Linked DNA regions of Homo sapiens: region 2 is linked to region 1. Evidence: chromatin contacts called from ENCODE Hi-C or POLR2A ChIA-PET data. All regions are on one chromosome and are shown on one strand. Each heading gives the region's core, a stretch centred on a gene start or an enhancer-like site at or near the end of the contact. The rest is flanking DNA. Distances are from core to core; before and after follow the strand shown. Region 1 overlaps ESR2 (estrogen receptor 2). Region 2 holds the start of SGPP1 (sphingosine-1-phosphate phosphatase 1).

Region 1 (3,204 bases), core at 70-2,569:
TATGATGTGTGTTTGGCTAAAAAAAATAAGGGTCTGGCCGGGCACAGTGGCTCACGCTTGTAATCCCAGCACTTTGGGAGGCTGAGGCAGGCGGATTGCGAGGTCAGGAGTTTGAGACCAGCCTGGCCAGCATGGTGAAACACTGTCTCTACTGAAAATACAAAAAATTTGCTGGGCATGGTGGCGCATGCCTGTAATCCCAGCTACTAAGGAGGCTGAGGCAGGAGAATTGCTTGAAACCGGGAGGCGGAGGTTGCAGTGAGCTGAGATTGTACCACTGCACTCCAGGCTGGGTGACAGAGTGAGACTCTGTCTCAAGAAAAGAAAAAAAAAAAAAGGTCTGTGCCCTCAAAGCACTCATGTCCAGTCTTGCTGAGGGCAGAAGGGTGGCTGTGGGGTGTGTGTGGGGACAAGGCAGACATCCAGCATGTGGGGCAACATGGTGTCTCTGCTGAGGATGAACAGGGCACTGTCAGAGTATCAGGGGACACCTCAGACCAGACTTAGGGTGGGATGGTAGGGAGGTTGGGGGAAGCTTCCAGAAGGAATTTCTGACCAGGTTGGAATCTACAGGAGGAATGGGTATAAATGAGCAAAAGAATCAGGGTAGAGAAAGAGGAAGGAGAGAGTTTCCAAGCAGCAAGTTGAGCATGTTCGGAGCACCACACATTCAGGGAGTTGAGAGGGGGACTCAAGGCGAGGTGTGGTGGGAACTGCAGATGAGAGAAGCGGGGAGGGCCCTGGTACCTCTGATAGCTGCACCAGGTGGTTTGGACTCTATCCTATGAGCTGGGAAGTCATTAAACGGAGCCCCATGAGCAGATCTGCTTTTTGGCCTCTCAGAAGGGGACACACGGGGCCAAGGGTGGGGTCTTGTTTCCCCTGCGGTGGGAGGGCAAGTCATCTCTGGGGCGACAGTGGGAGGTTTGAGGCTGTGGGGGGATTCTGGAAGAACCAATGTGGAGAACAAAGTGAGCACAGGGATTGGAGAAGCAGCTTCAGGGCTATTGAAAAGATGAATATTTTAAATTCGTATCATCAGACATTATGGAGGTCCCTAGGGATGTGGCAAAGCACTACACTTACGTAATTGTGCTTCAGAATGTCCCTTGCCTTACCTGAGTTAAACTTAGTTGAATTGAGCTGCCTTAATTGAACTGAAAGTGCCAATAAAAATAGAGAACAAAAACTGCCAAAACAAATTCTGTGGTTGCTGGAGCACCAGCCATCATCAGTCTCATGACAGCCAAGACTCAGCAGCTCCCTGGTTGATTTCACATATTTATTCTTGCTTTGAAATGGAAAGCCTGGAAGAGAAGCTAATTATTAAAGGGAATCAAGGAGTCAGGCAGGGGTCGGGGGGAGGAGATTTATCTGAGCTGTTACTTTGCTGCCATTGGGATGCCACAGTATCTCAATCCTAGAGTTGGAGGGGAGTTAAACACAGGGCAGGGCAGGATGGGGGAGGCAGCCTACCCAGGACGTGGCTGTGGGGACCTAAGCAGATGTGTTCCTGCATGCGTTGCTCAGTGAGGAACTGAGGCTCAGAGAGCTCCAGATGGTGGCTAGAAAGTAGGTCTGTCTGACTCCAAATCAGTGGTCTTCCTGCCCCAGCCAGGTGCCACTCAAGCGAGATGCAGAGGTGGTAGCAGGGGCCCTGCCATGGCTGGCTGCGGCACGTGGTACACACAAGGAGGTGGCAGAGGAGGCTTCATCACATTGGCCATTCCTTTGTTTATTAAACTCCCTTTAGATGGGGAGCCCTCCGTGGGGCTAAAAGTAGAATTAATCTCACTTTCTGACCATCTCTGTATCTGTTGCTGCAGATGAGAAACACCACGTAATGATTTCGGGAGACTAGATATACTCGCCACGGCAAGGCCACAATTATGGGCCTGGTGGACACTTCAGGTGGCAATTTAGTCTGTCTGCATTAGGCCAGGCTTCTCTTCTAGCTCTGTGACGGGGCTGGCTCTCAGGGAAGATCCCCTGGGGGAGGTAAGACCATGCTTATAAGCTCCTGCCACACATGCAGCTGTCAAAGCAACCCAGATCACCTCGGAGCAGGCGCACGGAACAGCTGAGCACACGACTTCTGCTCCTTTGCTCAGAGCAATGACTTCTGGCTTTTATTCTTTGTCCAGGTATGTACCCTCTGGTCACAGCGACCCAGGATGCTGACAGCAGCCGGAAGCTGGCTCACTTGCTGAACGCCGTGACCGATGCTTTGGTTTGGGTGATTGCCAAGAGCGGCATCTCCTCCCAGCAGCAATCCATGCGCCTGGCTAACCTCCTGATGCTCCTGTCCCACGTCAGGCATGCGAGGTACGCGCCCTAAGGAGCTGCTCTGCTTGGGCTTGGGATGGGATTATGTGCTCCACGGAGGGTGAAGTGATTTGGGAAAAGTGTCTGCAAGTTAAGGAAAATGAATGCCTGAAAGGGAATGGGGAATTTGTCAGTTCACACACCTGTAAGCAAAGATGGGCACAGAGTGGGCATGGAAGGAATGTCATGTGGTATCTTACAGGCTCTGCATGGCAGCCAGTGGTGGCTCATGGGTTTTTCAATTGCTGGGGTTTATAGCCTGTTTATGGAGTCCTAAAAGGGGCAGTTCCTCCCCTAACACGAACTGCCACCCCTGTTTACACCACCCAGGGCTGAGGCCCTGAGGCCACTTTTTGTGGAGAGGCTAAGACCCGCTCCCCTAGATGGCCCCTCGAGCTGGTGATGCGAAGAAGTGCACAAATGCTTCCCTAAGAGTTGTTCTTTCGGTGGCATCAGGAAATTAAGGATAAGACTTAAGAGAAGTGGTGGACCCAGCAGATTTAGGAAGGCAGGGCTGTAGGTAGGGCATGTTTCTGATCAGGAAACGTAATTGTGTGTGCTGATGAAGAGGGTGTGCAGTGGTGGCTACTGTTGGTACAATGATGCTCAGTGCTTGGTGTCACCCACGATGAGGGTAGCCTTGCCCTGGAGCTGGAGGAGGGGAGGGGAGGGTGGAAGGTAATTAACTGGTCACTGAGGAGGCAAGTCTAGAGGCTGTGGAGAAGGACAATATACACCTCGAGAATCTTAAGTGAGATGAAGACCTCTGCCTTTCCCCTTTAATGATTGCTCAGCACATAGCCATTTGCAGAACAGATCCTGTGTTTGTAGATTCCTTCATTGTGAATTTATCTGCTTGCTAAAATTTATTTGTAACCC
Region 2 (3,219 bases), core at 141-2,640, 510 kb after region 1:
ATGCACCACCCCGCCCGGCTAATTTTGTATTTTTAGTGGAGACGGGGTTTCTCCATGTGGGTCAGGCCGGTCTTGAACTCCCGACCTCAGGTGATCCGCCCGCCTTGGCCTCCCAAAGTGTTGGGGTTACAGGCGTGAGCCACTGTGCCCAGCCCTGCCCGGCTAATTTTGTTCATTTTTTGTAGAGGTGGGATCTCCCTATGTTGCCCAGGCTGTTGTCAAACTCCTGGACTCAAGCCATCCTCCCTCCTCGACCTCCCAAAGTGCTGAGATTATAGGCATGAACTACCACGCCTGAAGGAAAGTATTTCTACTGTTTTAAGGGCATGGGACAATTTCAAGCCTGTTTCTTGGAAGTAGTTCACATTCTTTAATTACAGACATTCACCTGATCATGGCGGGTGTGGTGGCTCACGCCTGTAAACACAGCACTTTGAGAGGCCAAGGCAGGAGAATCACTTCAGCCCAGGAGTTGGAGACCAGCCTGGGCAATATAGCGAGACCCTGTCTCATCTCTCTCTCTCTAGGTATATATAAAAGACATTCACCTGACCTGAGGAGTTCAGAGACCTTATAAACTGCTCTAGCTAGAAGTCAAGTTGGTAACTTGTGAGACACGGAAGTTAAGCGTCTAAATTAACGTTACCAAACTCAAAAATCTATACACTGCATTCATTCTCTACATTTATTCTGTGCAAGCCCTCTAGGTATTAGAATCTAGGAAAAGGAAATTTTACACTTAAGAACACCTGTGCTCCCTTAACATATACCAAAATATTTGATAAATGACACAGTATTTTGAATTTGTAGGTGGCTGGCTTTTCTTTTGCAGACCACACCTGTTAATATCACCTGGCCCTGTCTTGGGATCTACATGTAGTCTTGTCACCACTGGTCAATTGGCACATGGTTTTCCGAACATCAGTCGCCTGGGACAGCTCTGTAATTACTTGTTAATTACTTGAGTCGAATGATTCCGAACTCATGGTAGTTGCTTCGCCTTCATTGATCATTCACCATTTGGTTCTGTGCCAGCAGGATGCCCGGCTGCTTGGTCACAGGCATTGCGCAAGCTGGCACCGGGATCGTGGCCTCTTTAAGTCAACTTCTGGCTGAGGGAATCCGGCGACACTAGCCCGCGGAGAAGAAGGGCTGAAGGTGGAGCAGGGGGACACGCCGCGTCCCACCAGACGTACGCCGCGACGCCTGCTGGTGGATATTACCCGGGACCTCAAAGCGGCCGCCCGCCGATCCTCAGCGCCAAGCCACGGCCGGATGCGCTCAGGGCGGACCCGCGCGGCCCGGCCCCTCAGGGAGCCCGGGTGGGGGCGGGGCTGGGCGGGGCGGGGCGCGGCGCGCGCGGGGCGGGGGCGCGCGGCCTGTGGCGCCGTCACCCGGCAGACTCCGGAGGGTAGAGCGCTGTGCCGGTTCCGCTGCCGCTGGCCAGGAGCGCGGGGACAGTTCGGGGCTGCGCCGGAGGCCGGCCCGCCTTCCCGGGGGTTCCGTTATCATGTCGCTGAGGCAGCGCCTGGCCCAGCTGGTTGGCCGTCTGCAGGACCCGCAGAAAGTGGCCCGTTTCCAGCGGCTGTGCGGGGTGGAAGCGCCGCCGCGCCGCTCAGCAGACCGGAGGGAGGATGAGAAAGCGGAGGCGCCTCTCGCCGGAGACCCTCGACTGCGAGGGCGGCAGCCAGGGGCGCCTGGAGGCCCCCAGCCTCCCGGGAGCGACCGCAATCAGTGCCCGGCCAAGCCGGACGGCGGCGGCGCCCCCAACGGCGTGCGGAACGGGCTGGCGGCCGAGCTGGGCCCGGCCTCGCCGCGGCGCGCGGGCGCTCTGCGCCGCAACTCGCTGACGGGCGAGGAGGGCCAGCTGGCCCGCGTGAGCAACTGGCCGCTCTACTGCCTGTTCTGCTTCGGCACGGAGCTGGGCAACGAACTCTTCTACATCCTGTTCTTCCCCTTCTGGATCTGGAACCTGGACCCTCTGGTGGGCCGGAGGCTCGTGGTCATCTGGGTGCTGGTCATGTACCTGGGCCAGTGCACCAAGGACATCATCCGCTGGCCGAGGCCCGCCTCGCCGCCCGTGGTCAAGTTGGAGGTCTTCTACAACTCTGAGTACAGCATGCCCTCCACCCATGCCATGTCCGGCACCGCCATCCCCATTTCTATGGTCCTCCTCACCTATGGCCGCTGGCAGGTAGGGTTCCTTCTCGTCCTGTTCAGCCTGGGGGAGTTCAAAGAACTCGGAGTTCTCTTTGCTCTCTGCATTTATTTTAATTCGACCGTTCCCCTCCAAAGCCTCTCTTTCCACAGGTTTTCACAATACTCGCAAACAGGCCCTTTCTGGGTTTTGAAAAATTAAGTGATTGGGGGAAACTGGATACTTAGCCGTTGAATTCTATTTTAATATTAAATTCCAATTTAATGCCTTAGAACCCAAAGGACACACTTTTCCTAGAGTAATACATTGTCATTGGGCTTTGGTTGAGTTTTTTAAACGGCTTTAATTCTTGTAATGCACAGTGGAAGTGAATTTTTTAAATAATCGCTATGTAAACTAAGACCCAGTTTCACCGTAATATATGGTGCCTTCTTCCCTAAAACTGTTTCAGAAAGAGGTAAAGTCATTAGCTTTACCGTGAGACAGTGTTTACAAAACGTTAGTGTAATTCCAAAACAAACATGCTAGTTCCAAGCAATGAAGTAATCGATTTTCATCGAAGTTCCCTTTATGGAAGTTAATGGAGCACAGGGTGAGTTCTGTTTTTAAGGGGTGTGGTTGCTACTTTGCTGATAAAGTTTGATTATCTTCTGGATCACTAATCTGTAGTATCTAACAGTTGTTGAGCTACAACTGTAATACTATAGTGTTATTGCCTCATTAACTCTAAAAATGCATGGTTTAAAAGTTATTCTTAAAGATAGGGCTCTTGATCAAACTAGTGGGTTTATAAAAATGGCAAATATGACAGCAGGGTCAGCCTGACAATCAGGAAAATTTTTTTTTTTTTTAACCCTCTCTGAAAACTGCCAAGGGAAGAGTTTTTAATGGTAATCGTTTTTATTTTGCTTACTTCTTTTGGCCTTCCAATGTTTATCTGTCTTTGAACTGTAAGATTTGTTAATCCTGCAGACCAGTCCCTTATTTTAAGAATAAAGTGCGTAATTGTGGAGATTCTAAGGAAACAAACTTCCTCTATTTTTTCCCCCTTTACTTCACAA

The links. Hi-C counts contacts between places; a loop is a spot of excess contacts on that map. ChIA-PET counts read pairs that join two places held with the same protein, here RNA polymerase II (POLR2A). Pooled maps may share reads with other maps.
Region 2: a map of OCI-LY7 shows a loop between it and region 1 (4-fold over the local background). The contact joins the promoter of SGPP1 here to the enhancer-like site in region 1. A Hi-C loop is called at or near these places in 1 of 168 maps with a recorded cell type or tissue (OCI-LY7), 1 of 37 single-sample maps with no recorded cell type and 3 of 50 pooled maps. POLR2A ChIA-PET finds 5 or more read pairs at or near these places in 1 of 52 experiments (OCI-LY7).

What each region holds. Positions count from the first base shown.
Region 1 is chr14:64,234,091-64,237,294 of GRCh38, reverse strand. It overlaps ESR2 (estrogen receptor 2), which reads left to right. Exons shown (of 9, transcript NM_001437.3): 8 at 2,145-2,325. LOC124903328 (a long non-coding RNA gene) reads right to left here. Exons shown (of 2, transcript XR_007064205.1): 2 at 2,108-2,433. Among named protein-coding and RNA genes, the nearest start is that of ESR2, 59 kb to the left of the region's middle. RefSeq lists enhancers at 1,182-1,451, 2,092-2,151. Within about 2 kb of position 1,319, at least 4 of the 41 ENCODE cell types and tissues checked have a DNase peak (open chromatin) inside an H3K27ac peak, as active enhancers do; they include OCI-LY7, where a contact is called at or near this core.
Region 2 is chr14:63,726,236-63,729,454 of GRCh38, reverse strand. SGPP1 (sphingosine-1-phosphate phosphatase 1) reads left to right here and starts at 1,390. Exons shown (of 3, transcript NM_030791.4): 1 at 1,390-2,194. The coding sequence starts at 1,511. RefSeq lists enhancers at 899-1,088, 2,049-2,098, 1,743-2,244 and silencers at 1,299-1,398, 1,689-1,788.